Linked DNA regions of Homo sapiens: all the other regions are linked to region 2. Evidence: read pairs that join two places in POLR2A ChIA-PET (ENCODE). Cell type or tissue: MCF 10A. All regions are shown on one strand. Each heading gives the region's core, and the rest is flanking DNA. Links, peaks and the distances in the headings are about the cores only. Region 1 holds the start of LOC107987284 (a long non-coding RNA gene). Region 2 overlaps ANKRD60 (ankyrin repeat domain 60). Region 3 has its middle 55 kb from the start of NKILA.

Region 1 (10,632 bases), core at 3,173-8,172, 84 kb after region 2:
CATTCACAAATATTTGTGAGTGTCACATGTGCATGTACAGCAGCAAGCAAGTTAACATGGTCCCATTGTTACGAATCTTTCTTTCTGTCAGCCCCAGTGGGTGGTGGGCCCCATGGGGTACAGGGGGTGATGAGGGAATGGTGGTATATATGCCCCAGCCTGAGACTCCAGGGGCTCCCGGCCTGCGGGGTGGAAGGTGGTGTCCAGTTCCACATGGGCATTGAAGGAGGGGCACAGAGCTTCCTTGAAGATCTGCCCTGTCCTGGCACAGCTGAGTGGTCAAGGGGACGTGCTGCTGTATCTGAGACACAAAGGATGGGGACTAGGAGGATGGAGGCCCTGGCAGAGGGAACCATGGACATAGGCACTGGCGTGGGAAGTAGCGAGTTCATACCCCCTCCCTAACCTGGTCAGCTTCCACCCAGCCCTGCATGGATGCACAACCCCTTCCACTGCCCTCCACCTGGCAGAGAGGGCTGGACAGTCATGAGCTGCCTGTGCTTGCTGAGGGCAACGTGTTTGCTCTTAGGGTAAGGGCGAGGCTTCTCATGGTGGACACAGGCCCTACCTGGGCTGACCCATTTACCTTGACTCTCCCTTCCACTCTCTCAGCCCCTCCTCACAATCTGTGCTCCTGCCACACTGGCCGCCTTCCCATCTAGGAAACACTTCAGGCAAATTCCCACCTCAGCGCCTTTGCACTTGCCACCCCCATGCCTGGCGTACACTCTCCGTTTCTTCCTCTTCCCTTAGAATACAACTCTGCTGTCACTTCCTCCAGGAAGCCTTCCCAGACCAGGCCAGATGCCCACCCCATTTCTTGGTGCCACCCTGTCCTCTTCCGACAGCGTGCCTTCCTAGCAGGTTTTCACAGTTGAGTTTTCGCAACACTGAACTCTCAGAATCCAGGACAGTGATGGCTCTTGGTTGGCACTCAACACATATTTGATAGACAGATGAATGAGACAACGAGTGAGAGAACGGGGGTTGTTGGGGAATTGTCAGGCTGCTGTTCCCAGCACACACTCATGCCAACGGGCTCCAAAGAACCCACGAATTAATTGGCATCCTGAGTGTTCAAAATGTTTGCAGAAATCAGGACAAGGCGGGAGCAAAACAAGGCCCTATCTTTGTGTCTTTGTCTTCCCTTCCTCCCTCCTTTAGGGTTTCTTGCTCACAGCCGTGAATGCTGCAGACCCAGGGAAGGTGCCCACCATACCTGGGCCCTCACAGCCCTCATTGAGCTGCTCCCCAGCTCAGCTATGCACAGTGGAAGCAGGAGAAATATAAAGACCCAACTTCGTGTTCCTTGGCTCCTGTGGATTTAAGTGAAACTCTTAGTGTTACTTCAGAGTAGATTTTTTTTTTGGGAGATGGTGAGGTGGGGTGGGTATATTTTATGCAAAGCCTGTTTCAAATCAGAGAGAGCATTTCCCCCCTTCTTCCTCTCCCATGAAAGGCAGGAGGTCTAAGACATTTTAATAGCTTTCATATTCCTTGCTCCAAATATATTATTTCAGCACAATAGTTTCTTTGCTTAAATGATTCAAAATGGATTTAAAAATATATTTCAAGTTTTAATTTTATGCACAGCACATTAATGAGCGGAGTGCCTTAGAGACTGCCTGTCAGTTCAACATATTCACAATATTCTCAGCACAGATGTTATTCCATCTAAATCCTTTTAGGGGGAAGAAACCAGTACTTTTTTTCTTGGGGGATGTCAGAAAATATATTATTTTTGAAATTATATTTTGATCCCAGAATTCTACACAAAATGTCATTGTTAGGGTCTGGGTTTGTCAAGTGACTTGGACACCAAACTTTTAAAAAGTGGGGGAAGGAAAAAGCAGCCCAGGATGTTGGATTTGTTTCTCGCCGTTGCCTTCTCTGGACGAGGACTTCGCGCTGCAACACACAGGATGAGACATGATGAAAACTTTCCTGAGCTGTGCACTTGGAAGCTTCAACATCTTTTAAACAATGGCAAAAAATTGGAAGGAACTGGGTTGGATACAAAAACATTTAGAAAGAGTGGCTCTCATTTTTTGTTTTGTCTGCTGGAAGACGCAAACTCTCATAGTTAATGCAGCCTTATCCCCTTTGGTTCTCAAATGATGAATCAGGCTCAGTCATTTTTGTGTATGTATTTGCAACACTCACGGCCGGGAGCGCTGAGTTCTTTTGTTTGTAAATACCTACTTGGGAGAGGTGCAGATTCAGAGCCGAGTATTTTCCTCCAGGGTGGGGCCGGCAGTGTATTGCCTTACTCTTGCACTGAGCAGTGAGAAGGGGTTGGAGCCGACAGGTGAGCTCCAAGTGCCCCCGTAAGCTGGGTGGTCATGGGTGAAAGAATTAATCTCTCTGAATAGTTGTCTGTAGAATGGGGGGATGACAGGAGTGCAGGCACAGCACAATGCCTGGGACATGGTCAAAGTCCCGTGAACTTGACCCCTTTTATCTGCGCTGTCAACGTTTTCCTCCCTCTGTCCTTCCTGACAGCGATTTCCCACCTGCAGTCCTGTGCATAGTAGAACGCTCAAAGAGAGAGCTCCACCTCACTTTGTCTGCAAGAATCAGCCAGAGCTGACTCTTATTCAAACTGGCACCACATCCGCGGGGTTCTAGCAAGAATTGCTGGGCTCCTAGCCAGGTAACTGGCTGAGAAGTGCTCACTCTATAGAGCCCCCACCGCCTCCCTGCTGGCTTACCTGAGGGGGCTTGGCAGAGTTGCTGAGCTCAGGGAGGTGGGGCTTCTGGAGTTTGAGACTTGGTCCTCTCCTCCCACTGCCTTCCCTGGCCACCAGTTCAGGGAGGCTGTGAGCAGAAGAGGTCCAAGTGACAGAGGTACCCTCAGCCACTTTCTGTTTCAGATGCTGGCATAGCTTAGCTTTTGATATACAAGAAAGAGACAATTTAAAAGATCCCTCCCTCCCTTTAAAAAAAAGACCTTATTTTTTTAAGAGCAGTTTCAAGTTCACAGCAAAACTGAGTAGAAGGTGCAGAGATTTTCCATAAACCCCCTGCCTCCACACAGGCACGGCCTCCCTCACTATCAACATCCCCCACCAGAGCGGGACACTCGCCTCCCTAATTGTGTTTGTTTTTGTCTTTTGCGCATCTTTTCTTTGTTTTGTGCCTCCTTAGTGTGGCCATAGAGTTGGAACCATACAGTGTGTGCTTTTCAGACTGACTTCTTTCACTTAGTAACATGCCGTCGGTTTCCTCCACATCTTTTCCTATCTCGATAGCTTGTTCCTTTCTTAGTACTGAATAAAATTCCAGTGCCTGGATGTACTACAGTTCATCCATTCACCAACCCAAGGACATCGCGGTGGATTCTAAGTTTTGGCAATTATGATGAAAGCTGCTCTAAACAAATCCTCTGGGTAAATATCAGGGAGCACAATTGCTGTGTGGTATGGAAAGAATATGTGTAACTTTGCAAGAAGCTGTGAAACTGTCTTCCAAAGTGGCTGCACCATTTTGCATTCCCACCAACCAGGGGTGAGAGCTCTCGGTACTCCAATCCTCACCAGCATCTGGTGGTGCCGCCTCCCCCCACTTTTTTTTTTTTTTGGACAAGGAGTTTTTTTTTTTTTTTTTTTAAAGACAGAGTCTCGCTCTGTCGCCCAGGCTGGAGTGTAGTGGCACAATCTCGGCTCACTGCAACCTCCGCCTCCCAGGTTCAAGCAATTCTCTTGCCTCAGCCTCCTGAGTAGCTGGAATTACAGGCGCTCGCCACCACACCCAGCTAATTTTTGTATTTTTAGTAGACACAGGGTTTCGCCATGTTGGCCAGGTTGGTCTCGAACTCCTGACCTCAAGTGATCCACCCGACTTGGCCTCCCAAAGTGCTGGAGTTACAGGCATAAGCCACCACACCTGGCCACCTTTTTAATAATAAAATATTTTATTTTTTAAATTATTGAAATAATGCATACTCAAATAAAAATATAATCTTAGAGTTCCTATGGAAGAAGAGATGCCCTCAGAATAGCTAGGAAATGTGGAAAATGAGAAGAGTGATGGAGGATTTACCTATCCAGGTATTAGTATAGGCTCTAAAGGTCCTGTAACCAAGTCAGTTTTGGTGTCGTGACAGGGACTAGATTAGTGAAGCAGGAAGTGAAGTGGAACTGTCCTTATAACTCAGAAGGTATATACGGAGAGAGCTGATGTTCAAGACAGGAGGATGGATGAACCCTTTGACAAATGGGAGAACATGAAAATGGAACCAATGGTCCATGGATACAGAAATCAACTCTAGAGGAATTAAATACTTACAAGTAACACAATAATCATAATAGTATTGCAAGAAATGTGTGATACTGCAGTTACAATCTAGGGGCCAGGGAGACTGGAAACCCAGAAGCTATAAAGAAAAGATGGATTTTTTATTTTATTTTATGAAGTTGAGAAGTTTTGCCTGCCCAAGAGATCACAAAGGCAATAAACAAAAGGCATTCCAAGAAAAACATTTATAACCAAGAAGTCAGACAAAGGGTTAACTTCTATGCAATACAAAAATTCAAATAATCCAGATGTGTTTAAAGCGAAATGTGAATGTGTTCCCCCTGCCTGCAAGCCCCTTCCCTGGGGGAGATCACTTTTAATGGTTTGATGAATTTCCTTCTGGATGCTTTTTTTCCCCGTCATGCTGCAAAAGGAATTAATTTTAGTTTTCCTCTGAGCTGCAGCGCTGGGAGAGCGGGAGAGCCAAGCTGCCTTTATTTTTATCGATTGCCCTTTTCCCCAAACCTGCCATTTGCATCTCACCTGCCATATCGTGCCATTATTTACTTAATCCTTTCTTTTACATTTACACACTTTTGAAAACATACAGTTATTTTAAAAAGGAAGCTTCAAGTCATGACCATAAGTGAAAAACCAGTGCCATTTGACCTATGTGGAAGGCAATGGTCATAAAAATAATGAAAGCTGATGTTACGAAATTCCAGTTTGGTGCTGTAGCTGCTCACTCTCTCTATTAAAAAGGGTGGTGGCAGCACTGGGGAGGTGCTGAAAATTGACTAGTCCCCACTGGGGACTCTCCTGGGCCAAGCAAAGGACTAAAAAGGAATAGCTCTGTCAGCGTGTGTATCTGTGGTTTTGATGCTACGTGTACCTCACAAATCACCTTGTGACCCCCCAGTTTGGGATGTGCCCTCCTTTCCAAGAACAGTTAATTCGATGGGACTGGATAGAAGGAGAAAAAAGCAGGTCTTCTTTTTTTTTGGAGATGGGGTCTCACTCTGTTACCCAGTCTGGAGTGCAGGGGCATGATCATAGCTCACTGCAGCCTCCACCTCTCTGGTTCAAGCCATTCTCCTGTCTCAGCTTTCCAAGTAGCTGCGACTACAGGCATGACCCACCATACTCAGCTAATTTCAACATTTTTCTTGCTGTGTTACCTAGGCTTGTCTTGAACTCCTGGGCTCAAGCAATCCTCCCTCCTCAGCCTCCCAAGGTGCTGGGATTACAGGCATGAGCCTCTGTGCCTGGCCAAAAGTAGGTCTTCCTGAAGTCAGCACAGTTTAGAAGTCAGTCTTCAATCTTCCAAATACCACAATTTTTCTTTAAATAAACATGCATTCAGAGGAGAACTCAAATGGAAGAAAAACATGCATAATCCTACCAGTAAATTTTCCAAAACTCCTAATGCAGTTTTTTATGACTTGAACTTATCAATATAGTATTTTGAGATGCACTGAAATATTTAGAGAAATTTGGTTGTAACCAATGACAACTAAATACACTTGCCTGTTTTTTCAAAAAAATAAAGGAGTAATAATTTGGTGAAGTTTTCAGAGTGGTTGCCAGTCACTGCTAGGAAAGATGTCGTTAGCTTCTGGCAAGTCAGAAAAGTAGGATGAAGAATCTGATCTTGAAATATCTTCTTTTTTTTTTCTTTTTCATCTTGCTGCTTTTCTTCCCGACACTAAAAGATTTGTCTTCCTGACAAATTGATGTAGAAAGCAGCACACCTGTGACCCAAAGAGAAACTTGAAAATGTGTGTCCTTACCATGCGTTCAGATATTGTAGCTTTAGTGTAAGTTTTAGAAACGATTTCAGTAAAACATGCCTCTTCTAGGTCATCCTGGGATCAGCTCAGGGTGAGGCCCTGGGGAACACAGGATGTGGTCTGTGAACAAAAGGAATATTTGTGCCCGCAATTGACTGCAGTGGGGAAGGGCTCTGATTTCAAACAGAATATTTCAAAAGGCATTGCTTACTCTTGGTCTTAGAGCTATGCTCTGACTGGCTGTATTCCAAAGAAGTCCAGAAAGAGAAGGCGATATTTCAAAGTATTATTTCTTTGTTGCATTCTTCACTCCCTGTAATCACATGTTTCTGTGTATTATCATGTGTTTAATGTCTGTCTGGCCAGCTGCTCTCCATAAGGGCAGGGCTCTTCTCTTGCCCACAGTGCCTCACTCTGCCTGGCACACACAGCAGAACGAAAGAAAAATGGAAATGAAGGTTTATATCCCAAGATATAAATACATAAAACAAACGAGTGTGTTCTGAGTGATTAGCTTGATAATTGCAGACAGTGCGTCAGCCTTCCTGTGGTCTCCTGAGGACAGTTCGGTAGCTAAAAATCTCCCAGCGTTGTCAAAAGCAAGTGCCCTAATTAAGTTAATTCAACTAAGGCAAAGAAGGGAGGAAAGACGGCTGCAGTTTTTTGCAAAGGAATCAAGGGGGATGGAAATAAGAAAATAATTCGCTAGGGGAATAAAAACTGCAAGCCCATCTGAATGAGATTCTCATTTTCTCATACCAGCTTCCCCTCGAGAAGCCAAGTTCCAAGCCATCCGCAAAATGATCACTCAGCATCCACCGGACAGATTGGTGGGGGCCGGTGGGGGGAGGAGGAAGGAGGAAGCAAAGAGACAACACCAGCACCACTCACTGGCTCTCTCACTCTCCGCATTCAACAAGTCCGGAAGGATTTGGTTGCCTGGTACAAAGCCTTTCAGGGAGAAAGTTTGAAAGGCCTTTGGAAATGTTTAGAAGCTCTTCTAAGATGGCATTTTAAAAATTACTTATTTGGATAAAATATGGCATTTCATAGTTCCATTTTGAACATATTTGGAATAAGTAAAGACAAAAAAGAAAGAAAAGAAACAGGAATTTGGATTCTCAGGGGAAGTGGACCGAGATGCTCACCCTTCCCTGCTTCAGTGAGGCCTGGGGAGCCATCAGGGGCCTGTGGACATCGTTCTGGATGAGTTTTGTTCATTTTGCACGAGGTCTAAAAACAAAAGCAAAACAATTGTGCTTTGAACCTGAAGGCAGCTCCTATTTCTTTCTGTGCCGCTCCTCCCTCCTGCGTCCTGGATCTGAGTGTGGGTTTCATCTGCGGCTTAGCAGTGGCGCATGCTGAGCGCGTCCTTTCATCCGTCTGACCCTCAGTATGCTCAGCTGTCTAGTGGGGATGGTGAGAGCCCTGGCTCGCAGCTCAGAGACTGCTATAGAACGGAATGCGGTGAGGTTTGTGAAGCCGTCACTCAGAGCCATGGCCAGCCACTTCTTAGCTGGGATTACAGCTCCGGCAGTCTTGCCACTTCTGGTAACTGATTGTGGAATTGACCTTCAGAAGAAGACGTATGGAGGGAAAGGGAACACAGAGGAGACACAACCCAAAACAGAAATGTGAAAATACGCCTCAGTTTTCTGTTGCAATTATTAGCGCAATAGCTCATACTGAGCCTCTGCCTCAAACTACAAAGCACTGTAACCCATTATCTCGGGCATGTGTGTGCGTACATGCACAATCATTCCTACTTTATACACCAGGACACTCAGACTCAGAGAGGTGAACTTACTTGCCTGAGGATCCACAGCTAGCTGGTTGAATTGTACCTTAGACGCCAGCTTTCCCGGCTCCTTACTCCCGCCGATCCCAGGACACCCCTGACAAGGGTGGCAGTCTGATTTCCTGAAGACAGGAGCTCAGAGGAAGATTAGTTTGCTTTAAAGGGGAAAAAAAAAGAAGCTGACAGTTTGGGGGCACTGGCATTTTGGCTGCAGATTTATACATGCGGCACAAGCCCTCAGGGAATCGGCTTAGAAATCCAAGGCGCATTTGTCAGTTAAATCCAAAGGGAGAGGAGAAAGATCTTAGTCCCTGCCCTAGCGGTGCTCTGTGTGTTGTAGGAAAGGAAAGATGTGGTCATGGAGGCAACAGGGGAGCAGGGGACAGGGTGGGGTGGCGCCAAGACGGGCTGTCCTGAGATGGAGGTGAGTGAGTGGTGGGTGGGACCCCGGGAGGCCAGGCTGTCTGCAGCTGGTGGCGCAGGCCTGAACTGGGCCAGATGAGAGGAGAGCGCTGGAGACGGCTGCGGAGGGCCAGGCAGGCCCCCAGCCAGAAGTGGGGGCCTCTGCTTGGGCGGCAGCTCCCCCTCCCTTCCTCGTGGTTGGCTGCTGAAGTTCCATGGCAACCCTCCTAGCCTGCACACGATCCCCTGTGGGTGCAGCAAAAAACCTTAAGGAACTTTGGCTCAATGAGATCCTTATTCACAGCTCAGAAGTCAAAACTTGAGTTTTGAGAGGGATTGGGAGGAAGAGCTGCACTTTTAGACTCACTTGTCCTTACCTTGAATTTCTTTCCAAGGTTGGCAGGTGGAGGCCAATGGGGTGATTCTGACCCGATATGATATTGTGCGCGATCAGCCTGCCAGTCAACCACAGGCTCCCACAGCCCTGAGGTTGGAGCTTCAGAGAGAAGCAATTTTGACAAACCAGGGCTGAAGGAGTGGAATGTATTTTGGTTGGAATCCATGACTTTTTATTACCACCGATTAAACAGGAAACAAACATTTTGAGCAGGTTCCAATCCTCAGCTGAATGTGGCTGCGCCATCCATGTATGGGGACACTCGGTCTCCAGCCATTCTACCGGGACACGGGAGGGCCCTGGGAGGCACCCACCTGCCTCAGTGTTCCAGTTACTAAAAATGAGACTGGATTTTAAGGCAGTGGATCTGGCCTGGCTTTCTGTGTCCAGGGTGGGCTGGAACTGGATCTGATTAGGTGGGTCTAGGCACTGACAGCACCTGATTTGGTGTGCACCTGCTGAGGACGTGTGCAGGTGGGGAAGGAGGGGCCCACATGGAAGAGGGGTGCATGATGCATGAGCTGAAAGGCGGCATGTGGAGGCTGAAGCCCAGTGGGCTGAGGATTCTGCAGTGGGGTGGCCTGATGAAGTGGGCACTCTGAAGTGTGTCCACCTGCCGTGACCTGCTAAAGCACAGTGGACCCACTGCCTCGGTGGACACCTTGAAGCATTGCTGTTCTGAAGGCACCTTGGCCTAACCAGATGATGACAGGGCCCACCCCAGGGGCCCCTGAGGCCCTGTGGTCACCCCTAACAAGGACGCTTGGGCTGATTATTTTCATGAAGTGTCGGGATGGGCACTGCTTCTCCTGCTGGACTTGAGGTGGTTGGGAAGGGTTTCCCCTAATGTTCTGCCTGAAATGCCCCAGCCAGATGTAACACCTGCCTCCCTAACTCTCTCTTCCTACTCCCATCCCTTGCTCCTTCCACTTGTGTAACTACAGTATAGGGTGGCATAAGCAAAGTCTTCCTAGAGGATGGACACCTTTGAGATGGCAACTATATCTTCTTTATAAGCCTACACCCTTCTGTGTAGAGCTTATTCCACACATCCATCCACCCACCTCCCCACCTACCCATCCATCCATCCATCTGCACATTCATACATTCATCTGTCTGTCATCAATCCATCCATCCATCCAACAAATGTAAATTATGCACCTACCATATGCCAAGCACTGGGCTTGGTACTGAGAGTGAAAGAACATAAATGGACCCTGCTAGAACCCCAGTGCCTGGTACACAGTAGATGCTCAGATATGTTCACTGAATAAATGCATGACAAAATCCCCATCTTCATGCTATAGCTCACAAAGAATTGGAAAAAGGAGGGCTTTGGAATTTTGGGAGCAGTCACTTGTCCAGCTCACATGGACTGCCTCTGGAGGCCCCTTTTTTGGTGGAACCAACAGGAGAAAAGAGGCTGCACCTCTGAGACCATGACCAAGTTCCGTGAAACAATGAAGCCAGCAGTAAGGCATTTCCCTTGCCACCCGTCCAGCTGCCAGAGCGTGGCTGAGACTCGAGAGTTTAGAATAATGAATTTCATCCCCACTGTGCTGGTGACAGACAGAGCCGGAGATCTCAGGAAAGTACATGTGAGGCTGAGAGTGGAGGTGGGCAGATTTCCAGGGGTGAGTGAGACAAAGGAGAGGTCTGTGTGAGGGGCCGCCCCTGAGGGAAGTGAATAACATCCTTGGCAGTGATTAGCTAACCACATCAAGCTGGGAGGAAGAGGGAGTGGGGAGGCCTTCTGCCTGCGGGCAGAGTAGCTCCCATCTTCCACCTGTGGCAAGCCCAATTACATTGTCTTCAGAGCCAGGAAAAAGCTGGAATGTTTCCCTAATGAAAATGCTTTTGCTATATTCATGCATGAATACAGACATGCACATGTCCCTGGCTTTGTGTGTGTGTGTGTGTGTGTGTGTGTACACGAATGTGTGTCTGTAGAAACAGTGTGGCAGGCCGGGTGCGGTGGTGCACACCTGTAATCCCAGCACTTTGGGAGG
Region 2 (10,632 bases), core at 2,966-7,965:
TTTGCACCTCTCTTTTCCCATCATGAGCCTTAATTTGACATTCAAGCAAGCCTTCCCCTGAGCATGCCCCATCAGCCGTCCAGCAAAATGTAGCCACGCTTTTGAGAATAACTCAAACTCCTCTTGTCTTGCCCAGCTATCTTGTCTCGGGCTTACTGAAGATTCCTTCTACCGAACCGCAAATTCAGAACATTTTGAGGGTGAGAAGTGGAAGCACTGGACGTCTCAGAGGGCGTTTGTGGCGTTGTATGTGGCCTCACACAGAGGCCACTTTGATGCTGTGCAGTACCTTCTAGAACACGGTAATTCTGGTAGAAAGCTTGCTATATTCATGAGTTGGGATTTTTTGCAGGTAGAAAGGACAGAGTGTCTTGTGTTCCCAGTCCTTCCAGCAGTGGTTTCCTGGACCTGTGTCTTGTCAGCCACCAGTCAGGGTCCCCATGGTGCCACTCACTCCCTGTCTAGGCAAGTGTCTTAGGGCACGCCAGTCAGAGGCTGCCCTCCTTCTCTTCACCAGGTCTCGAGAAGATTCTTTCTGCTTCAGTGAGGCAGAAATTTCAGGACCCAAGACACAGGCGGCAGCTATAAAGGATCCCTGGTTCATTTCTCACCAGACACATTGCTGGGAATATTCGCATGCTGTCTGTGTGATTTCCAGCCTCGCATGAAATTAGGATGCTGCAATGGTCCGAAATGGTCTAGCCTCTGGCCAGGCACGGTGGCTCATGCCTGTAATCTCAGCACTTTGGAAGGCTGAGGCGGGCAGATCACATGAGGTCAGGAGTTCACAACCAGCCTGGCCAACCAGCCTGGTGAAACCCCGTCTCTACTAAAAATACAAAAATTAGCTGGGTGTGGTGGCACGTACCTGTAGTCCCAGCTACTCAGGAGGCTGAGATAGGAGACTACAACACACACACACACACACACACACACACACACACACACACACACACTAGAAAAAACCCCAAAATAGTCCACCTTCCAGCCAGCACAGCTCTGTGGTGGATGGCAGGATCACCATTCTCCCTTCTCCAAGCCTCGTTATTATTTTCTCACAAGACATTCATGCTGAACTCTCTTTTCAACCCACCTCCACTTAAGGGCCTCCTTCCACTCTCTCTCTCTCTCTCTCTCTCTCTCTCTCTCTGGCTCTCTTGATAGATAGAAACAGAAGCCTTAGCCAACATTGTCTCCAAATTAAAGAGCTTTACATAGTATTCCATAGGTGTACACTCTATCCTCCCTGGATGTGGGATATTTTTGGGAAAAGATGCCCATTGATGGAGATGCAGACCACTCAATGCGGAGTGGAGAACAATGGAGAACAGCTGTTAACAGCCTAGACCCTCAAGAACAATGGAGAACAGCTGTAACAGCCCAGACCACCAGCTTCCTTGGAAAAAGGGAGAACATGTTACGTGGTGTTTGGTCAATGGTTTGGGCTCAGGAGGGGCCTTTCCCATGGGTCTCCTGTATCAACTTGCCTCCAAATTAGACCCCTTTCTTTCCTACTCACAGCCTTGGCTCCAGCCTCTGTCAGCTCAGTCATTGCTATTTTTCCCACTTACACCAAGCAAAGTGGAAAACATCTTGGACTTCCTGGGCCGGATGATTGGGCCGTGCATCGGGTGTACAAACCTCTGTGATGGGTAAAGGTTACCTCAACAATATTCTCCTTCCTTCCTTCACTGCCTGTCTGCTCTTTGCTTGTTGTAAAATGAAATATGGGCTTTGCGCAGCCCAGCAGTCCTTTAAGCTCATAAAAAGTCATTTTTGCTCTGATAGAACTGTGATGTATTTGAAGGCACCAGTTAAAAAATTACAGCCAGCTTTGCAAAGTTTTCTGTCCTCTGCAGACAGCTGCTGGGGGGAGGTGTCATGGTCGACACTGGTGTTCTAAGAGCCTATTTAAAACTTTACCTCACCAACCAGCCGGAGCTCATAAAAACTGGCTACTGAAATGTCAGCTGAATTTAATTGAATTGCCTTGTTTTCTGTGTCATATTTGTTATCCAGAATTTGATTCAATTCAACAACTCCATATTGGACACCTGTCATTAGCCCATCCATCTGCAGGAGGCGGTGGGGAATTTAATCGAAGTGAAATCTGTCCATGAGTCAGGCTGCCCATTGCGTCATTTCCTGAGTGCCTGTCTTCTGCAGGCACTGAGCTATGTGCTCGGGATGAGAACAGCAACAAGCCAGATGTGTGTATTTTCTGCCCTCCTGGAGTTTATGAGGGGAAGTCAGTAGATTATTACAAATAATTCCATAGTCAATGATGTACACAGTGTTGTGAAGATGTAGAGTGTCTATTGAGCTTACACAGGAGGTTTCATGGGGTGGGAGAACTAAGGAAGATTTTCCCAAGGAAAGAAATGAAACCTAAAGAAAGGTCAGATTTAGCCCAGAATAAAATGGGTGAGAATGTTGTGAATGGGCCTGGGGCAGGATGCAGAGCAGGGTGTGTTTTAGGGATGAAGGTGGAAGGTAGGTATAATTGGTGCCTTGGTGGTGGGGTGGGGGAGGAGAGTATGGCAGGAGGGAATGCTGGAAGAGTAATGGGAAGGTAGGGTGAGAGTGAGCGGGAAAGACCTAGAACATCACCCCACAGCCGGTGGGATGGCAGTGATGGATCTGAGCAGGAGTTTGATATGGGCATTCTGGAAAGATCACTGGCTGCTGCCAGGGGAGTGGACTGGGGGCAGGGCAGTACTGGAGCTGGGCCAGGCAGCAGGACCTCCCTGAGGAGCACTCCCTTCACAGCCCTGGACCCCTCCTGTGTTCCCCCTCCGCATGTCTTCCTTCTGGCCAATGTTCTTATTTTACAGGAGCCAGCTGCCTCAGCAGATCCCCCCTGGGCAGGACACCCCTGCATGTGGCTGCAGCTATGGGCCGGTCAGACTGTATAATCCTCCTGCTCCAGCACGGGGCCTCCATCCACGACAGAGATGCCAAGGGGGAGACCCCCATCTCCATTGCACACCGCCTGAACCACACACTGAGCGAGAGGCAGATGGTCCTCCTCCACCGGATAGCAAAGTCGGGGATAAGGGATCTGAATGACTTGGTCATGAAGAATGCTTTGCAGAGGGTCAAGTCTGGGTTTAGGTCTGAGAAGATGACGATGACCCCTCATTAGCTCCTGGTGGGAACGTTTGCCCGCTGAGGCTGGTTTGGGCAACTTTGCAGAGTTCAATCCCATGGGGGCCCTTGGTGAGCAGGGAGGCAGGAAAACAGGGCAATTAACCTGAATCAGATACGAAATTATCTGTCCTGTTTGCAAATGATTTCTGGAGGGTGTTGATGGCAGTAGGTAAGCCTGTGCTCATTTAGTAATCCATTACAGACTGAACAGGCTCTAATGCCAGCCTTTAATTTTAAGCTATTTGCACATTGTACCCAATAGCGCTGCTCAGGGTGATGGGAGCCAATTACCTTCTCTCCCTTCTGGGGACCGTCTAATGCACTGGCATAATAGGAGTAATAACAATAATGATAATAGCACTATTGTTATTGTATAAAACAAGTGCCAGCAAATGTCAGGAGGTCGTGTGTAGTGTGGGCTGTGAATTTCAGTCTGTAAAGCCATGGAACTAAATGCTCCCACAGCTAATGTTCCAGGTTTCCTGAGCCATCTTTGAGGGGTCTGCTTCTTGAGTCGGGGGCAGAAGGGAAGCTGGGTGAGCTTGGCTGTCCACACACACTCTCCAGAAGGGATGGCTTATTACTCTTGTTGAAAGGTAACACGTTGGTGCTAGATGGGGAGGAAACAGTGTAAAAGAAGATGAGAATCAGGCTGGTCACATTTTCTCTTTTGTCCCATCTCCAGTGGTCCATGCAGTCTCCTCTTGCCAGAGTTCTCCTTTTCCTGCCAGCACTGGGATAGCCCTTCCTTCTTTCCTTTGAGCAAACCACCTTGGAGTGTCTATGCTCAACTCTCAGGTCTTTGCATTGCAAAACCTTATACCGCATTGCAGGATGTGCCTGGTGTTCCTACAGGGTCCCAGCCTGCCGAGTGCACGAGTGAGCTGGGCGTGGGAAATAAGAAGGAAAGACAAGGATGGCGCCAGCTGTCTGAAGAGAGCACCGAGACTTGACTCCTGCAGAAATGAAAGGCAGAGGCCACTAGATCTTTCTAGAACTCTCCAGACCTGGAAATCTGGCTTTTTGAAAGGATCTCCCTTGATTTTTTTTTTTCTTTTTTTGAGACAGAGTCTTGCTCTATTGCCCAGGCTGGAGTGCAGTGGTGCCATCTCGGCTCACTGCAACCTCTGCCTCCTGGGTTCAAGCGATTCTCCTGCCTCAGCCTCTTGAGTAGCTAAGATTACAGGCACCTGCCACCATGCCTGGCTAATTTTTGTATTTTTAGTAGAGATGGGGTTTCACCACGTTGGCCAGGTTGGTCTCGAACTCCTGACCTCATGATCTGCCCCCCTCGGCCTCCCAAAGTGTTGGATTTACAGGCATGAGCCACCACACCCGGCCAGATCTCTCTTGATTTTTAAAATTTGGCTTGAATTTTTGAAGAACGTGGTCTGCTACAAAAGGAGTGAGAAGATGTGGGGCACACCCATGTGACTGCCTCTCACTGTCAAACTCTAATTCATTTCATGGAGAAACGTGATAGAAACAACCAAAATCTCTCTGGAGCAATCCAAGACTCTGATGCCACAGTGAAGGAGTAGCCACGGGTCTTACTGGGTGGCGTGTGGGGTCCACTCTCCCACCTCCCACAGACCATTTATGTTCTCTAAAGCTCTACCTTCTAAGCAACTTTTGGAATCAAAATGTGTGGCAGTAGTCTTGTGACCATTGCAGTTTTCCTGGGAATGGGAAATGGCGCTGTATCCTGGCCACCCTTTCCCACTTCCATCCCAAGAACTGGAGTCAGCTTTTAAATTAACTGGCTGCATTTCCTGCTGTCATAGCAAGTAAGATCTGTGTTGATGATGTGGTTTTACACTCAGTGTACGTGGCTGTACCCAGCTCAGCACTCTGTTAGACAAATAATAGTCGAGGAAAAAAATAGCTCAGCATCAACTATGTCAAAACTGAGATCTTGTTCTTGGCAGACGTTCTGCAAAGTCAATAGGCAGATATTAAGCAACCCCAACCCAATGGGGCAATCCATTTAGCTAATGAAGTGTTAGGGGGGTGATGCAGGCACTCTTTTAACTTAACAAGTGGCATTACTCAAAGTTGTGCATTTGCCAGGAGCTCTGCCCAGCTGCCTTCGTTGTTTGGAGAGCCAACTGCTTGACTCCTATATGTAAAATTCTGGGGGCAAGCATTCTATCTTCATCTACCCCCAATTCAATTAAGCACTTGGCCAGACATTGGGCAGGTCCCAAACTCTTCATGGTGACATTTTGCTCAGTCTGTGGTAGGGTCATCTGAACACTCGTAGGTCCTGGGGAGCGCTTCATTTTAGACAATCCTGACATTCTATTTATATTCAACAAGTCTGTATCACTTACGAAATAAAATATATCCAGAGCCATAGAAGGATTGAGTTGCCATTGGGTGATATGTTACATTTTGTAGATATTTCATTAAACGTTATTTTGAAGGTTTTTTTCCCCACATTTTGGGAGCCAACAAAGTTTTTTTTGAGTGTGTGTTGGGGGGTCAATCTCAAGCATTTTTGTTGGACCCTGGAGGTGGGCCGGCATGGTGGTCAGGCACATCTCTGCTCTGTGTAGGGCAGACACGAGCTTCCTCTGGTCTTCCAGGCCCTGACATCCAGTTCCTTTGCCTCGTCTGGCATCCCCAGGTAGGGCTGGGCTTGCAGTCACCAGAGGGGAAGAGCTGCCTGTGCGGAGGTGGGGATACAGGCTTTGGGGTCAGCACAGATCTTGGCTTGCATCTTACTGGCTCTGCCATGTGGCCTTGGGTGAATTCCCCACTGCTCTGAGCCAAGAGTCCTCTGTAGAGGAGGAAGGAGGGTAATCCTGGTCACTGAGCTTGCTGGGAAGGCCTGGGAGGTGGGAAGCACTCAGTAGATGCCAACTATTATGGTCTCAGAGTTCAACTGGAAAATCTTGCTGAAGTCATGGGTGAAATTATTGACACTGGTGAGAGGGGAGATAGGAGACCCCCATTTGGTGCCTTTCCTGGGCTCCCAAGTTTTGATCACCAAAAAAATTGATGATCTGACCCTTTGAGCTTAGTGGCCCCATGGAAATGCCATTGTGTATCCTTGGATTTCTTGGAGGCCACATAAAGGCGGAGTCTTCTTCCTCCCCTCGTTACTGTCAGGGACATTGCTCACCCATGAGCCTTACGCCAGCCTGTCAGGCCGGAGCCCACTGGAGAGATGCACATACTTGTCATGAGCAGATGATGATGGCAGCTGAGTGAGCCATCATGTTTCCACTTGCCTTGGCTGCCAGGAGGCTCAGAGCCAAGGTTAATGCCCACCTGGGGCAAATATCCAATGTCCCCACCCCCGTCTTGCCTTTTATCTTTCCTTGAATGAGTTATCTCTCTTTCTAAAAATGTAACTGCTGGCCAGGCGCGGTGGCTCACACCTGTAATCCCAGCACTTTGGGAGGCCAAGGCGGGCGGATCACAAGGTCAGGAGATCGAGACCAACCTGGCTAACACGGCGAAAGCCCGTCTCTACTAAAAATACAAAACATTAGCTGGGCGTAGTGGCAGATGCCTGTAGTCCCAGCGACTCGGGAGGCTGAGGCAGGAGAATGGCGTGAACCCGGGAGGCGGAGCTTGCAGTGAGCCGAGACTGAGCCACTGCACTCCAGCCTGGATGACAGAGCGAGACTCCGTCTCAAAAAAAAAAAAAAAAAAAAAAAAAAGTAACTGCCTCATACAGGTGTTGAATTGTAAGTTGCTTCCTTTCTGGAAGTCAATGCAGTAGAAATTGTAAAAGAGATGCCACCAACTGTGGTGTTGGAAGGTGACTTGAACTTCTCGCCCAGGACTGGCTTAGCAGACCCGGCTACCTGGCCATCCAGCCTTCCAGGTGGTGAAACAAAGATGCTGAGCTTTTCTTCTGCACTCCAGTCTATTGGTGGAACCTCCAGCAGCCTCTGCAGCCGGGAGGTGGGTGTTGGGGCTGCCCCTCTGGGCTTCTGTACATCCTGGGTCTCTGGGGCTCTGCCCTAGTCCTCAGCACTTTGCTTTCTCCCTCCGAAGATGACTCGGCGGGGCCTTCAGCTGCATGCTGGGCTCTCGCCACTGTCTCCTCACTCCATCTCAGACTGGGGCACTCCCTTGCCTGAAGCATATTCACTAACCCAGGGGTTCCCAGAAAGCAGGGAGGGCATCTCACTGGTGGCGCCTCAGGGGACTTCAGGTGGTCCCTGTCTCTGTATTAAGTGACACTGAAACACTGGGTGGGAAAGGCAATCCCTTTTGACATTGCTCTCGATCCTTTCAGTATCCACAAGGATAAAGTTTCCTTTTTGTGCTAGTACAGATCCAGCACCTCCCTGACCCTCGCTAATCTCCCTCCTAAAAACACATCAATGGAGCGCAGTGTTTTGCTGGTAGCAGTATTTTGCTGGGATGTAACGGCACTGTCTTGTTTTCAGTGCACTGCAGGCCAGCGTTCTATCCCTTTCTCTCCTCCTTCCCAGTTGTGTGACCTTGGACCAAATGGTCACTTCCCAAGAGCCTCAGAGTCTTTATCCATCATGTGGGCCTCGTCACCAGCATCCCCACCTGGTTTGCATTGGTGAAAGGAGACTGCCAGTGTGGATTGTGCCCTCAAGACCCAAGGCCCTTGTCAGCGTGACCCCGAGGTGCAGTGGGAGGGTCCTGGGCTTGCAGTCTGGCAGATCCAGTTTAGAATTTTCCTCCACCACAAGCTGTGTGGCATTGGGCCAAACAATGGCACCTCTCAGAGCATCAGTTTAAAACCTGGCCCCTGTCATTGGAGGGATTAAATGCCTGGCACGGAGCAGACGCTTGAAAAATGGTAGCCATTATTATTATTATTATTATTATTGCTACAACCACTTAATTTGCTTAAAATGTTTACTCACTGGGATTCAATACACCCCCCTCCACCCGTCTCCAGATAGCCTCATACATTTTCAGCAAACCTTATACAGTAAGAGTCTCTGTCCAGAACTAATAATCCCCAAAGTGGGAGATAAATAATTTCCCTTAAATTTGCTGATTTGGGTGTGAGGCAGAGGGCTTTCTCAGCAACTTGGAAAAAGTGCGTACTGAACTTGAAACTCCAGGGCCAGTTCTGCAGGAGAGGAAAACAGCTCTAAGGCAAGAGGAAAATTCCAGTCACTGGGCTCTGCCTCCGCAGTGGCGCACTGACTGCAGATGCTTCCAGCAGAGGGCACAGAAACCCATTAACATTTAGACAAACACTCGTGTTTGTGTTCATCGGAAATGTCAGAAACGCCGCAGTCTGCGCCACTTTGAAAAAGGGGCCTCACAGATGGGCTTTTCTGCCTGAATCCCTGGAATTGTCTGCAAAATGTGCATGTCTGTACACATTTTCTGGGGAGAACCTCATTATATCCTGAAAGGGTCTGTGGACCACCCCCTTCCCCAAGGTACCAAAACCTGCTCACAAAACAAGGAACTCAACCATAGCAATTGTCAAAGTAATCAAACCGACGCTCATTTGACTGGCTTTCATTACCAATTTACAATTGGAAAAATGATAAATACTCATAACATCTGGGGCTGTGGGGTGTGTGTGTGTGTGTGTGTGTGTGTGTGTGCACGTGTGTGCGCCTGGGAAACATGTCAGCGCCGCACGGGGGAGCTTGCCGATTCCCATCTTCCTGCAGGATTGATCGCTGTCTGACAATACGTATTCAGAATGCCCACGACAGCACAGCGCCTCACCTCTGTAAATCCATCCTACAGAGAGGAAACCCCTGTACAAAATGAGACCCGGTCACAAATGTTCGTGACTGCTGTTTATGGTAGCAGGTGCCTGGAAACACTCTACATGCTCACACGCGGGAGGGATGGTGGCACATTTTGCAGCTACGAAAACCTGACTTGATCTGTATGTACAGGCCAGGGGACAGTCATGAGGAGTATCTGGGATGTATCACTAAGTGAAAAACAGCAAGTGGCCCAAGAAATGTGGATGAGCACGGTTCTAAAAAGAGACAACTCTAGTGTCTATATATGTTTATTTGAGCACAAAGAATGATGTCAAAGGTATACCTCCAAACTGTTAGCATTGCTTGCTCCAGGGCAAGAGAACTGTTTTACACAGCCCTAAATTGTTACAACCGGCAAGTCTCCTTTTGTGAGACAGGGTCTCACTCCATCATCTAGGCTGGAGCTCAGTGGTGCAATCACGGCTCATTGCAGCCTCGACCTCCTGGGCTCAAGTGATCCTCCCATCTCAGCCTCTTGAGTAGCTGGGACTACAGGAGCGCCCCACCGTGTTTGGCTAATTTTTTGTATATATGTATTTTTTAATAGAGACAGGGTTTCACCATGTTGCCGAATTCCTGGGCTCAAGCGATCTGCCTGCCTCAGCCTCCTAAAGTGCTGGGATTATAGGAATGAGCCATCATGCCTGGCCCTTCTTTTATTTTTTATCGTGGCAAAAGACACACAACATTATCCTTAGTGACATTTAGTACATTCGCGATGTTGTGCAACCATCACACTATTTCCAGAACATTTTCATCATTTCAAAAATAAACCCCATACCCATTTGCATTCACCCCGGACACCTCCCTCCAGCCCTAGATGACCACCAATCAACTTTCTGTCTATACATTTGAATACTCTGAATATTTCATATAAATCAGATCATAACAATATGTAGCTCCCCTGCTTTTTTTTTTTTTGAAACGGAGTCTCACTCTGTCATCCAGGCTGGAGTGCACAGGCATGATCTCAGCTCACTGCAACCTCGGCCTCTTGAGTTCAGGCGATTCTCCAGCCTCAGCCTCCTGAGTAGCTGGGACTATAGGCACATGCCACCATGCCCAGCTAATTTTTGTATTTTTAGTAGAGAGCGGGTTTCATCATCTTGGCCAGGCTGGTCTTGAACTCCTGACTTCAGGTGATCCACCCACTTTGGCCTTCCAAAGTCCTGGGACTACAGGCGTGAGCCACTGTGCCCAGGCACATGTAGCCTTTTGGACCTGGTTTTTAGCATAATGTTTTTGAGGTTCACCCATGTTGTGGTATGTCTTAGTACTTCATTCTTTTTTATGGCTGAATGACATTCCATTGTATGAATATACCATGTTTTGTTTATCCATTTATTAGCTGATAGATATTTGGGTTGCTTCCACCTTTTGGCTATCGTGAATAGTTCTGCTATGAGCTTTGGTGTATAAGGATTTGTCTGAATTCCTGCATTCAAGTTTTGGGTGTACATTAGGAGGGGAATTGCTGGGTCACATGGTAATTCTGTGTTTAACAGCATGTCTTACTTTTGTAATTAAAAAAAATCAGGCTGTGGAGGCTCGTGCCCGTAATCCGAACACTTTGGGAAACTGAGGTGGGAAGATTGCTTGAGCCCAGGAGTTCGAGACCAGCCTGTGCAACATAGTGAGACCCCCATCTCTACAAAAAAATATAAAAAATTAGCTGGTGGCATGCACCTGTTTCCAACTACTCAGGAAGCCGAGGCAAGAGGACGGCTTGAGCTGGGGAGGTCGA
Region 3 (10,632 bases), core at 3,772-8,771, 450 kb after region 2:
CATTCCAGGTCCCTTTTTTTTTTTTTTTTGAGACAGAGTCTTGCTCTGTCACCCAGGCTGGAGTGCAGTGGCACGATTTCAGCTCACTGCAACCTCCGCCTCCCGGGTTCAAGCAATTCTCCTGCCTCAGCCTCCCGAATACCTGGGACTACAGACATCCACCACCACGCCCAGCTAATTTTTTTTTTTTTTTTGTATTTTTAGTAGAGATGGGGTTTCACCATGTTGGCCAGGCTTGTCTCAAACTTGTGCCTCAGCCTACCAAGGCGCTGGCATTACAAGTGTGAGCCACCATGCCCGGCCTCCAGATCCCTTCTTGTTTGCTGTGGGCAATAGCTTAGGAGCAGAGCCTATGTAGCAAAGCCGGTTTGGGGAAATAAAGTTTGCAAATCCTGAATAACAACCCATGGCTCTGTATCACTGTTTACAGTTTTATTTTTCGGACAGGAAAGAAACTTAGAGTTAACCATTTGGATGAACTGATAAGGCTTGGAAAATCTGTCCAGCAGTTAGTTTTGGGGGTGTCCTTCCATGAGCAGCAGAGAGATGCTTGGAAAATAACAAGGAGACCAAGCTTGGATCCAGCACCTTACAAATACGTGCATTTGCTCATCGATGCAGACACTATCCTCTGATGTAGAGACCTACGGATGGGGAAACTGAGGCTGACACAAGCTCAGCTGCCCAAGGTCATGCAGCGAGTAAGTAATGAAACCAGGCTGGAACCCAGTGCTAGAAAAGTTGTCGTCTTTTCCACTCTGTCTTTCTGAGAACCAATTCAGAAACAAAAGAACACTCCAAGTACCCCCGGATCCAAACACCTGAAAGCCTGGAGAGTGGAGAGAGCAGGGGAGGAGGCCACTGCTCAAAGCAAGGGCTTTTCTTTGTGGCTTTTGGCCTGAGGCTAAGGGTGGCTGACAAAGTGCAGGCACCAGGCCACAGGGACTCCAGGGGGATTCCGGCCACATAATCGGAAACCTCAGCTTAGGGAAGATAAAGATGTGAACTGAGACAGGAAATGTCGTCCTAGCAACAGGATTTGAAGTTCAAATTCCACCAAGCTAACTGCCTGCTAAAACACAAGAAACAGCACTCATCAGAGAAAAAGCCCAGAATGGTCACAATTTAGCATTCCTTCTGTCCAGGTGTATTCATCTGCTATTGCTGATGTAATGAATTTCCACAAACCTCACGGCTTAAAAACACACATTGATCATCTCACACTAATGTAGGTCTGAAGGGCTGTGTTTCTTCTGGAGGATCTAGGGGAATCCATTTCCTTTCCTTTCCTAGCATCTAGAGGCTGCCTGCATTTCTTGGTTTGTGGTTCCTTCCTCACAGTGCTTTTACCTCTCCTTCCATTGTCACATCTCCTTCTCTGCCTCTGACCCTACTGTTTCCTTATTATAGCGGACCCTGTGACTATAATGGGCCCACCAGGATCATTCAGGGTAATCTCCAAATCCCAATCACATACAGAAAGTCTGTGTTGCTATGGAAGATCACATATTCACAGGTGCTGTAGATTAGGATGTGGACATCTGCATTAGTCTGCTCTCACACAGCTATAAAAAACTGCCCTTGCCGGGCGTGGTGGCTCATGCCTGTAATCCCAGCACTTTGGGGAGCTGCAGTGGGCGGATTATCTGAGGTTGGGAGTTTGAGACCAGCCTGACCAAAATAGAGAAACCCCATCTCTACTAAAAATACAAAATTAGCTGGGCGTGGTGGCGGGTGCCTGTAATCCCAGATACTCAAGAGGCTGAGGCAGGAGGATCGCTTGAACCCAGGAGGCAGAGGTTGCAGTGAACCGAGATCACGCCACTGCAGTCCAGCCTGGGCAACAAGAGCAAAACTCCATCTCAAAAACAAACAAACAAACAAACAAACAAACAAAGACTGCCCAAGACTGGGTAATTTTTAAAGGAGAGATTTAATTGACTCACAGTTCCACATTGCTGGGGAAGCCTCAGGAAACTTAGAATCATTACAGAAGCCAAAGGAGAAGCAGGCACCTTCTTCACAGGGCAGCAGGATGGAGTGAGAGTGAGCAGGGGAAATGCCAGATGCTTATAAAACCATCAGATCTCATGAGAACTCACTCACTCTCATGAGAATAGCATGGGGGAAACTGCCCCCATGATTCAACCACCTCCCACTGGGTCCCTCCCTTGACACAAGGGGATTATGGGGATTACAATGCAAGGTGAGATTTGGGTGAGGACACAGCCAAACCATATCAACATCTTTGCAGGGGGGAATCTGCGGGAGATATTATTCTTTTCACCACACCAGAATATAATCCAAAAATTACTTGACATTAAAAAAAATGAAATGAAAAAAATTCTCAAGAGAAAGTAAAGTCGACTGAGACAAACCCCAATATAAACTAGATATGTTAAAACTGGAATACCAAGATTTTTATACCAACTATTAAAACTTCTAATAAAGTTTAAATATATGTATGTGTGTGTGTATATATATGTATATTTAATGAAAACATAGGAAATCTCTACAGAGAATTAGAAACAAAAAAAGGACCTGATAGAATTCTAGAACTGAAAAATGTAATATCTGAGATGAGAAATTCACTGGGTGGACCTTTAAGAGCCAAATGGAGAAGGAAGGCTGAAGAAAGACTAAATGAACTTGAAGCAGATTAATAGAAATTATTCCATGCAAAACACAAGGACAATAGTGATTTAAGAAAAAAATGAACAGAGCCTCAGGAATGCATTTAAATAGGCAAGTGTCTGACACACATGTAAATGGAGTCTTAGAGCAGAGGAGAGAAAGAATGGGACAGAATAATATTTGGAGAAATAATGGCCAAAATTTTTCCAAATTTGGTGAAAGAGAGAAATGTACCGATGCAAGAAGCTCAATTAACACCAAGCAAAATAAACACAAAGAATCCCAGACCAAGATACATCCTAGTCACACTGTTGAAGCCAAATTAAACAATGCAACTTGAAAGCCACAAGAGAAAAATAACACATTGCATATAGGAAAACAACCATTCCATTAATGGCTGACTTTGTATCAGAAATTATGGAGGCCAGAAGGTGTGGAAAAACATCTTTAAAGTGATGAAAGAAAAAAAAACAAAACTGTCAACCAAGAATTATACATCCAGGGAAAATATCCTTCAAGAATGAAGGCAAAACAAATATATCTTAGATAAAAGAAAGCTGTGGGCTTTGTTGCCAGCAGATCTGCACTACAAGAAATGCTAAAGGAAGTTCTTCAGCCTGAAGGGAAATGACACCAGATGGAAACTCAGATCCTCAGAAAATAGGATCTGGGTGCCTGCAAAAGACAATTATCTTCTTTTTTCTTTATTCCTCTTAATTTCTTTAAAAACCATAGAACCATTTAAAGAAAAAAACTATAACCTTGCCTTGTGGGGTTTATAATATGTGTGTGTGTGTGTGTGTATACACACACAAATATATATATGTGTGTGTATACACACACAAATATATATATGTGTGTGTACATGTTACATACAACAACTAAGATAAAGGATGCAGAAATATGAACTGACACAATTGCAAGGTTTCCACATTTTAAGTGAAGTTGTACAACATTAACTGTAAGTAAAACATTAAAAGTTAAGGACATCTATTCTAATCTCTATAGCAACCATTTTAAAAATGCAGACAAGTTTAGCTAAAAAATCAATAGGAAAATTTAAATGGAACTCTTTATTATTATTTTTTTTAGAAGAGTCTCACACTGTTTTCCAGGCTGGGGTGCAGTGGCATGATTACGACTCACTGCAGCCTCGACTTTCAGGGCTCAGGCAATCCTCCCACCTCAGCTTCCCAAGTAGCTGTGACTACAGGTGTGTGCCACCAAATCTGGCTAATTTTTTTAAAAAAATTTTAGTAGAAATATAGTTTTATCATGTTGTCCAGGCTGGTCTCAAACTCCTAGGCTCAAGCGATCTTCTCACCTCAGCCTCCCAAAGTTTCTGGAATTACAAGTGTAAGCCTGGCCTTAAAACGGAATTCTAAAAAATATTCAGATATTCTGTTTGTGTTTTGGAACAGAACAGAAAAATAATTAAATGGTGGACCCAAATCCAATCATATCAGTAATTACATTAAACATTAATGAAGTAAACACTGAAATTAAAAGATAGAGTCCATACAAAATTATAGGAAAAAAGAATGACCAAACTATATGCTGTCCTCAAGAGAAACAATAAACCATCGATAGACTGAAAGTAAATGGATAGGAAAAACAACATGCAAACAGTAAACATAAGAATGTGGCTATATTAACATTAGATAAACTTCAAGACAAAAAGTATTACCAGAGATAAAGATGGACACTTCTTTATGTTCATAAAGATGGACAGAAGAAATATACTTTTCTACATTTTTTTATATGGTTGCTATAGAGATTAGAATAGATGTCCTTAACTTTTAATGTTTTACTTACAGTTAATATTGTACAAATTCATGTAAAATGATAGAAGGGCCAATTAATCAGAAAGACATAACAATCATAAATGTATGTGTACCTAATAACAGTGCCTCAAATTACATGAAGCAAAAAGTACCAAAATCAAAGGGAGAAATAAATAATACTACAATCATAGATGGAGATTATTAATACTCCTCTCTGGGCATTGATAGAACAACAAGGCCAAAAAAAAATTATTGAACACATAAAAAGTGTGAGCATCACTAAAAATCGTCTTCACTTAATTGATATTTGTAGAACACTATACCCAACAATGGCAGAAGACATTCTTTTTAAATGTCTTTTTAAAGGCACATTTTTTTATTTTTATTTTTTTTTGAGACAGAGTCTCGCACTGTCTCCCAGGCTGGAGTGCAGTGGCGTGATCTCGGCTCACTGCAAACTCTGCCTCCCAAGTTCATGTCATTCTCCTGCCTCAGCCTCCCAAGTAGCTGGGACTATAGGCACCCGACACCACGCCTGGCTAATTTTTTGTATTTTTAGTAGAGGTGGGTTTTCACCGTGTTAGCCAGGATGGTCTGGATTTCCCAACCTCGTGATCCGCCCAGCTTGGCCTCCCAAAGTGCTGGGATTACAGGCCTGAGCCACCGTGCCCGGCCTTTAAAGGCACATTTTTAATGGTATATTTACAATTACAAATCATATGCTGAGCTATAAAACAAGTCTCAATACATTTTAAAAGACTGAAATCATAGATAGTATGTTCCCTGACAAAAAACAAAAGGAATTAAATTAGAAATCAATAACAAGATGATTTTAAAATCCCCCATAATTGTAAAATTAACAGCAGGCAATGAAGAAACTTCAGAGGAAATTAGTAATTATTTTCAACTGAATGAACATTAAATATAACATATCAAAATTTGTCCAATGTAGCTAAAGCAATGATTGAAGGGAAATTAATAACTTTAAATAATAATTATTATTATTTTCTTTTTTCCTAACTGCTAGAACCTGTGAAAACTTTAATTACATAAAAAAAGACGAAAAACCTAAATCATTTATATGAGCTAAGAAATTAGAAAAAGAAGAGCAGATTAAAGCCAAAGTAAGTATGAGGGGGGAAGTTATGAAGATAAGGGCAGAAATCAATGGAATAGAAAAATGAAAAATAATAGAGAAAATCAATAAATCAAAAGCTAGTGCTGTAGAAAGAGTAATAAAATTGATAAGCCTGATCTAGTAAAAAGGAAAGCAGGGACATCATTACATATCCCACAAACTTTAAATGGATTATAAGCAAGTACTGTGAACAATTTTATGCCCTTTTATTCAACAATATAGATGTAATGGACAAATTCCTTTTAAAATATAACTTGCCAAAACTGACACCAGAGGAAACAGAAAATCTGAATAGCCTACATCTTTTAAATAAATGGAATGCGTCCACGAAAGTTTCCCACAAAGAAAACGCCAGGCCAGGGTGTAGCCTACCATAGGAATGTTAGTGAGGGATCCTGGCTGGAGCTGGTTTTCTTGCCAGTTGACTCCAGGATCTGAAGGTTTCAGGAGAAGTATGGCAGACAAAAATGAAACTGTCCTAAGTGCAGTTTTCCACTCAACACAGAGCAGCACTCATAAGTATGGCCCTTGCAAATAAAGAGCCAATAACTGCTTTCATTTCTTGTGCCCTTACTGTGTGCCAGGCCCATTGCAGAGCTTTCCCTCCCCACAACAAACCTGGAACATAGGTACTGTTATTTTTACTCCCATTTTGTAGTGGAGAAAACTGGTCTCAAAGTGGTTAATTGATGTGGCCAAGGTCACACAATGAAGCCCAAATTGTTTGACACCACAGCCTTAATTCTTGGCCTCCCCATTATCTAGTAATGGACTGCCTGGGCATACTACTCAGTGAAAAGAGAATTGTTGACTCCCTGATATGGTTTGGCTGTGTCCCCACCCAAATCTCATCTTGAATTGTAGCTCCCATAATTCCCACATCTTGCAGGAGGGACCTGGTGGGAGATGACTGAATCATGAGGACGGTTTTCCCCATACTGTTCTTGTGGTAGTGAATACGTCTCATGAGATCTGATTTATAAGGGGTTTCCACTTTCGCTTGGCTCACATTTCTCTCTTTGCCAGCCACCATGTAAGATATCCCTTTGCTCTTCCTTCGTCTTCTGCCATGATTATGAGGTATCCCCAGCCACGTGGAACTGTGAGTGAATTAAACCTCTTTCTTTTATAAATTACCCAGTCTTAGGTATGTCTTTATCAGCAGCGTGAAAACAGACTAATACACTCCCCTCCCCAATATAAATCTGCTTCCTCCCAACTCTCTCTCATCTTGGAAATGGCACCAACATCCATTCAGTGGCATGGGTCAAAAACCACAGAACTCTCCTTAATCCTCATCTTTAACCCTCTCACATCACACATGGAGCTTTATGCTTCCAAATTATAGTCTAAACCTGATGTTTCTCACCTCCTCCATGCAACCACCATAGTCCAAGACACTATCATCTCTATCCTGTTCTGGACAAGCTGCACTCCCGGCAGCCCCAATCTTGCCCTTGTCTCCTGCCCATTCTAATAGCAGCCAGCTGACCTTTCTAAAGGATGAATCAGAAGTTCTTTCCCTGCTAAAAGTTGTCTAATGAATTCTCATCACACTTGAAATACAGTCCCCCTTTCTGACCCCGCCTGGTGCTCTTTTCCAGCCTCTCCTTCCACCTCAGCTTCTCCCATCCTCCTCTCACTTTCCATATCCTGCTGCAAGCTTGCTCCTGCCTCAGGATTTTTGCACAAACTGTTCCCTCTGCTTGGATCACCCTTCCCTGGACCTTCACACAGCCAGCTCCCTCTCATAATTGAAGCCTCAATTCCAATGTCACCTCCTCAACGGGTCTCCCCTTCTACCCTGGCTAAAGCAGTTTCTCTATCACTTTATCACATAAATCCTTTTAAATTTTTATTGGCCCTCTCAGTACCTCTGTAGTTTTATTTATTTGTGTAAATATCACAGTGAACAGGCACAGCTCGAGATGTACTCATAAAGTCGTTATTTTTGTCTCCCACCTTCTGTTTAAATTTATTCAGTGGGACTATTTTTTTAGCCTGGATGATAACTTAAAACAGGCCCCATGACTTTCTGGTCATCTTAAATGACCAGATACAAAGTCCTCCCACCTATAATCCAAACGCCAGACCCTGTGTCATGGTCAAAACCTTGACCTTCGTTTAACATGAAGGTTTGCCCCTTGCCAGCTCCAGGCTTGCTGCAGATGGGGAGTCTGTCCATTCGGAAGGAGGTTCCCTCCTGGCTCTGCCCTGTCTGTTGGCTTATCTGCTCTCCCCACAACTCTCTCACCTGGCTTTGACCCTCCGGAGTCTGGATGCAGTCGGAGAGGTAAGAGGCCCAAGAAGTCCTTACTTGCCTGGTGACACAGCCTCATGGACTCTCCCTGGTGGGCACTTTGGAGACACCCACCTCCAATTGCTAAGCCTCTTCTCTGAGGTTCCCTCGTAGAGAGTAAAGTTATCTTCATTCTAGCCAGAGATTTCTTCCCTAGGAAGCCTGCAGCAATGCATGGAAAGCCCAGTGCTTCAGCTGCTTTCTTCTGTGGTCTGTTCACTGACGCCATCCTCAGGTGGCCTTTCAGTCAGGACATTGAATAGTCCTGCACTGGCTCTTGCATGCAGGTCATTGTCCAGGTCATGGCACACACGTGTTCTCTGCTCCCACACACCCTGAGCAGCAGGCTGAAATGCCCTCTGCAGTAACCGCTTCACTCTCTGCAGCAAAGCTGCTGCCCAGGTGTTTCCCCTTTGCAAATCTCCAGAGGGAGGAAGGAGTCAGGCATTGCCCTCTGTGACCTCCAAATAGCAGGGTCCATATATTGGATGCTTTGAGTGGTCCCCTTACACATCCTCTTTCTTGACCTAAAATGCAGGGAATACAGCCCACACCCTGCTCATGGGAAGACACCCCCAAAGCCTCAGCAGCTCCTGCTAAGACCCTTTCTTAACGAGCTTCTTCCTAGTCTCACATCCCAGATTCTTTCACGCCCTTGATGAAGGCGAGGACTTCAAGGGTCCCCACTTGGATTCTCGGCAACCTCCTTTGGGGATGTGCTTCATGGTCTCTCTGCTGACTCACTCTGCCATCTAGAATCCATCCTCTCAGCCTCTTGGCCAAAACTTCCAATTTAACACTACTACATTTGCCAGCCTCTCTCAACAACATATATAAGCTCCAGCTGGGTGCAGTGGCACATGCCTGTAATTCCAGAACTTTAGGATTCCTAGGCAGGCAGATGCTTTAGCCCAGGAGGTCAAGACCATCCTTGGCAACATAGAAAGACCCCCACTGATATGGTTTTGCTCTATGCCCCCACCCAAATCTCATGTCAGATTGTAATCCCTGATGTTGGAGGAGGGGCCTGGTGGGAGGTGATTGGATCATGGGGGCAGATTTCCCCCTTGCTGTTCTCATGATAGTGAGCTCTCATGTGATCTTCTTGTTTAAAAGTGTGTGGGACCTCCCCCTGCTCTCTCTTCCTCCTTCTCCAGGCATGTAAGAAGTGCCTGCCTCCCCTTCACCTTCCACCATGATTCCTAAGGCGTCTCCAGTCATGCTTCCTGTACAACCTGCAGAACTGAGTCAATTAAACTTCTTTTTTTAAAATAAATTACCCAGTCTTGGGTAGTTCTTTATAGCAATGCAAGAACGGACTAATACACCCACCTCTACAAAAGAAAAAATTTTTTTTTAATTAGCCGGGCATGGTGGTGTGTGCCTGTGATCCCAGCTACTCAGGAGCCTGAGGTGGGAGGTTCACTTGAGCTCAGGAATTCAAGGCTGCAGTGAGTGGTGATCACGCCACTGCACTCCAGTCTGAGTGACAGAGAAAGAACCTGTCTCTGTGGTTAAAAAAAAAAAAAAAAGTATAATCTTGAAGTTGAAGACAAGGATTCTCTCTCATTTTTATATCTCAGTGACTGGCAAATTGTAGGTGCTTCACAAGTATTTGTCGGCTGACTCACAATCACATGCTCAGCTCTGCAGGCTGACCCTGTGCAGCTCAAACTCACCTTCCCTGGCAGGTTTATCCCAACCCAGGGCTGGAGGCAGAAGCTTCAAGGAAAGTTGATGAGGACCCAAAAGGCTCGACATGCTGTTCAGTCCAGGGCTCCGAAACCTGGGGCCAAAGGACCAGAGGGAGCTTGGTGCAGAGAGGATAGTTGAGCTGCAGGGCTGGGCATCTACACTGTGAGGCCAGGGTGGCAGGAGCCAGACAGGGTGCATGAGGTGGGGCTGGAGAGGCAAGAAAGGGCCAGGTCCAGAGGGAATTGTGGGTCACATGGAGGAATTAAGATTCCATTTACCAGCCAGCCAGGTACCATTGAAGGACATACCCAACATGGCAACCATTAGCCTGATAACCAAATATTCAGCCTCTCCATCTTCTAGACTTGTGGGGAGGTTTTACTTCCTCACCTCCTTTGATGTTAGGCATGGTCATGTGACTTGCTTTGGCCAATCACTTGGGAGCAGAAGTACCATGTGACTTCCAGACACAATCTTAAGAGCTGGTGCCACTCTCCCTTCCCACTGCTGTGATGGTGGAAACATGAGTTCAGATGGAGATTCTGTCAGACTTTGTCTTTGAGTTACTGCAAGGAACAGAAGCCCCTGCTGACTAGCATTGACAGGCAGCGTGTGTGAGAAACACCCCTTTGTTGTGTTAAGTTACTGCAATGTGGGGATTGTTTGTTACTGCTGCGTAACCCAGCCTGACAGATACACCCTGATGTTCACTTGATATAGGTCCCTCTGGATGCTGTTTAAAGGAAAGATTGAAAGGTGGCAGGATCAGTTAGGAGGATGTTACAGACATTCAGGCAAGACCAGGGTAGAGGCAGTTAGGATCTAGAAAAGTGCATTGATTTAAGGACCATCAATAGGTAGAATTAATAGGATTTGGGGGTGTATTGATTGTGGGATGACTGGAATTGGTTTCTAGCTTAAACACCATGAAGGCAATGGAGGGGACCATTCACCAAGAAAGAGAACTTGAGAGTAGACACCGTTCTGGGAGCTTAGAGAATGTGACAGGCAGAATAATGCCCCTCAAAGATGCCTACACCTCAATTCTCAGAAGCTGTGTGCCTTCCGTGAGAGAAGAGACT

What was found. ChIA-PET counts read pairs that join two places held together with the same protein. Peaks named below come from ENCODE experiments on the same cell type or tissue, not always from the same donor. Only the 100,000 strongest peaks of a DNase experiment are listed, where the experiment ranks them.
Region 1: POLR2A ChIA-PET joins it to region 2 with 5 read pairs; 1 of 35 experiments calls an interaction of 5 or more read pairs at or near these places.
Region 3: POLR2A ChIA-PET joins it to region 2 with 5 read pairs; 2 of 35 experiments call an interaction of 5 or more read pairs at or near these places.

The regions. Positions count from the first base shown.
Region 1 is chr20:58,127,574-58,138,205 of GRCh38, reverse strand. It overlaps LOC107987284 (a long non-coding RNA gene), which reads right to left and starts at 8,676. Exons shown (of 3, transcript XR_001754693.2): 1 at 8,604-8,676; 2 at 7,175-7,259; 3 at 4,379-6,444. LOC107985434 (a long non-coding RNA gene) reads left to right here. Exons shown (of 3, transcript XR_001754692.2): 3 at 6,789-8,607. In MCF 10A, for the core only: no CTCF peak of the experiment used is centred there; a DNase peak (open chromatin) is centred at 6,195.
Region 2 is chr20:58,211,008-58,221,639 of GRCh38, reverse strand. It overlaps ANKRD60 (ankyrin repeat domain 60), which reads left to right. Exons shown (of 4, transcript NM_001304369.2): 3 at 137-302; 4 at 2,835-5,514. The coding sequence ends at 3,145. Among named protein-coding and RNA genes, the nearest start is that of ANKRD60, 12 kb to the left of the region's middle. In MCF 10A, for the core only: no CTCF peak of the experiment used is centred there; a DNase peak (open chromatin) is centred at 5,119.
Region 3 is chr20:57,760,247-57,770,878 of GRCh38, reverse strand. No RefSeq gene overlaps it. Among named protein-coding and RNA genes, the nearest start is that of NKILA, 55 kb to the right of the region's middle. In MCF 10A, for the core only: no CTCF peak of the experiment used is centred there; no DNase peak of the experiment used is centred there.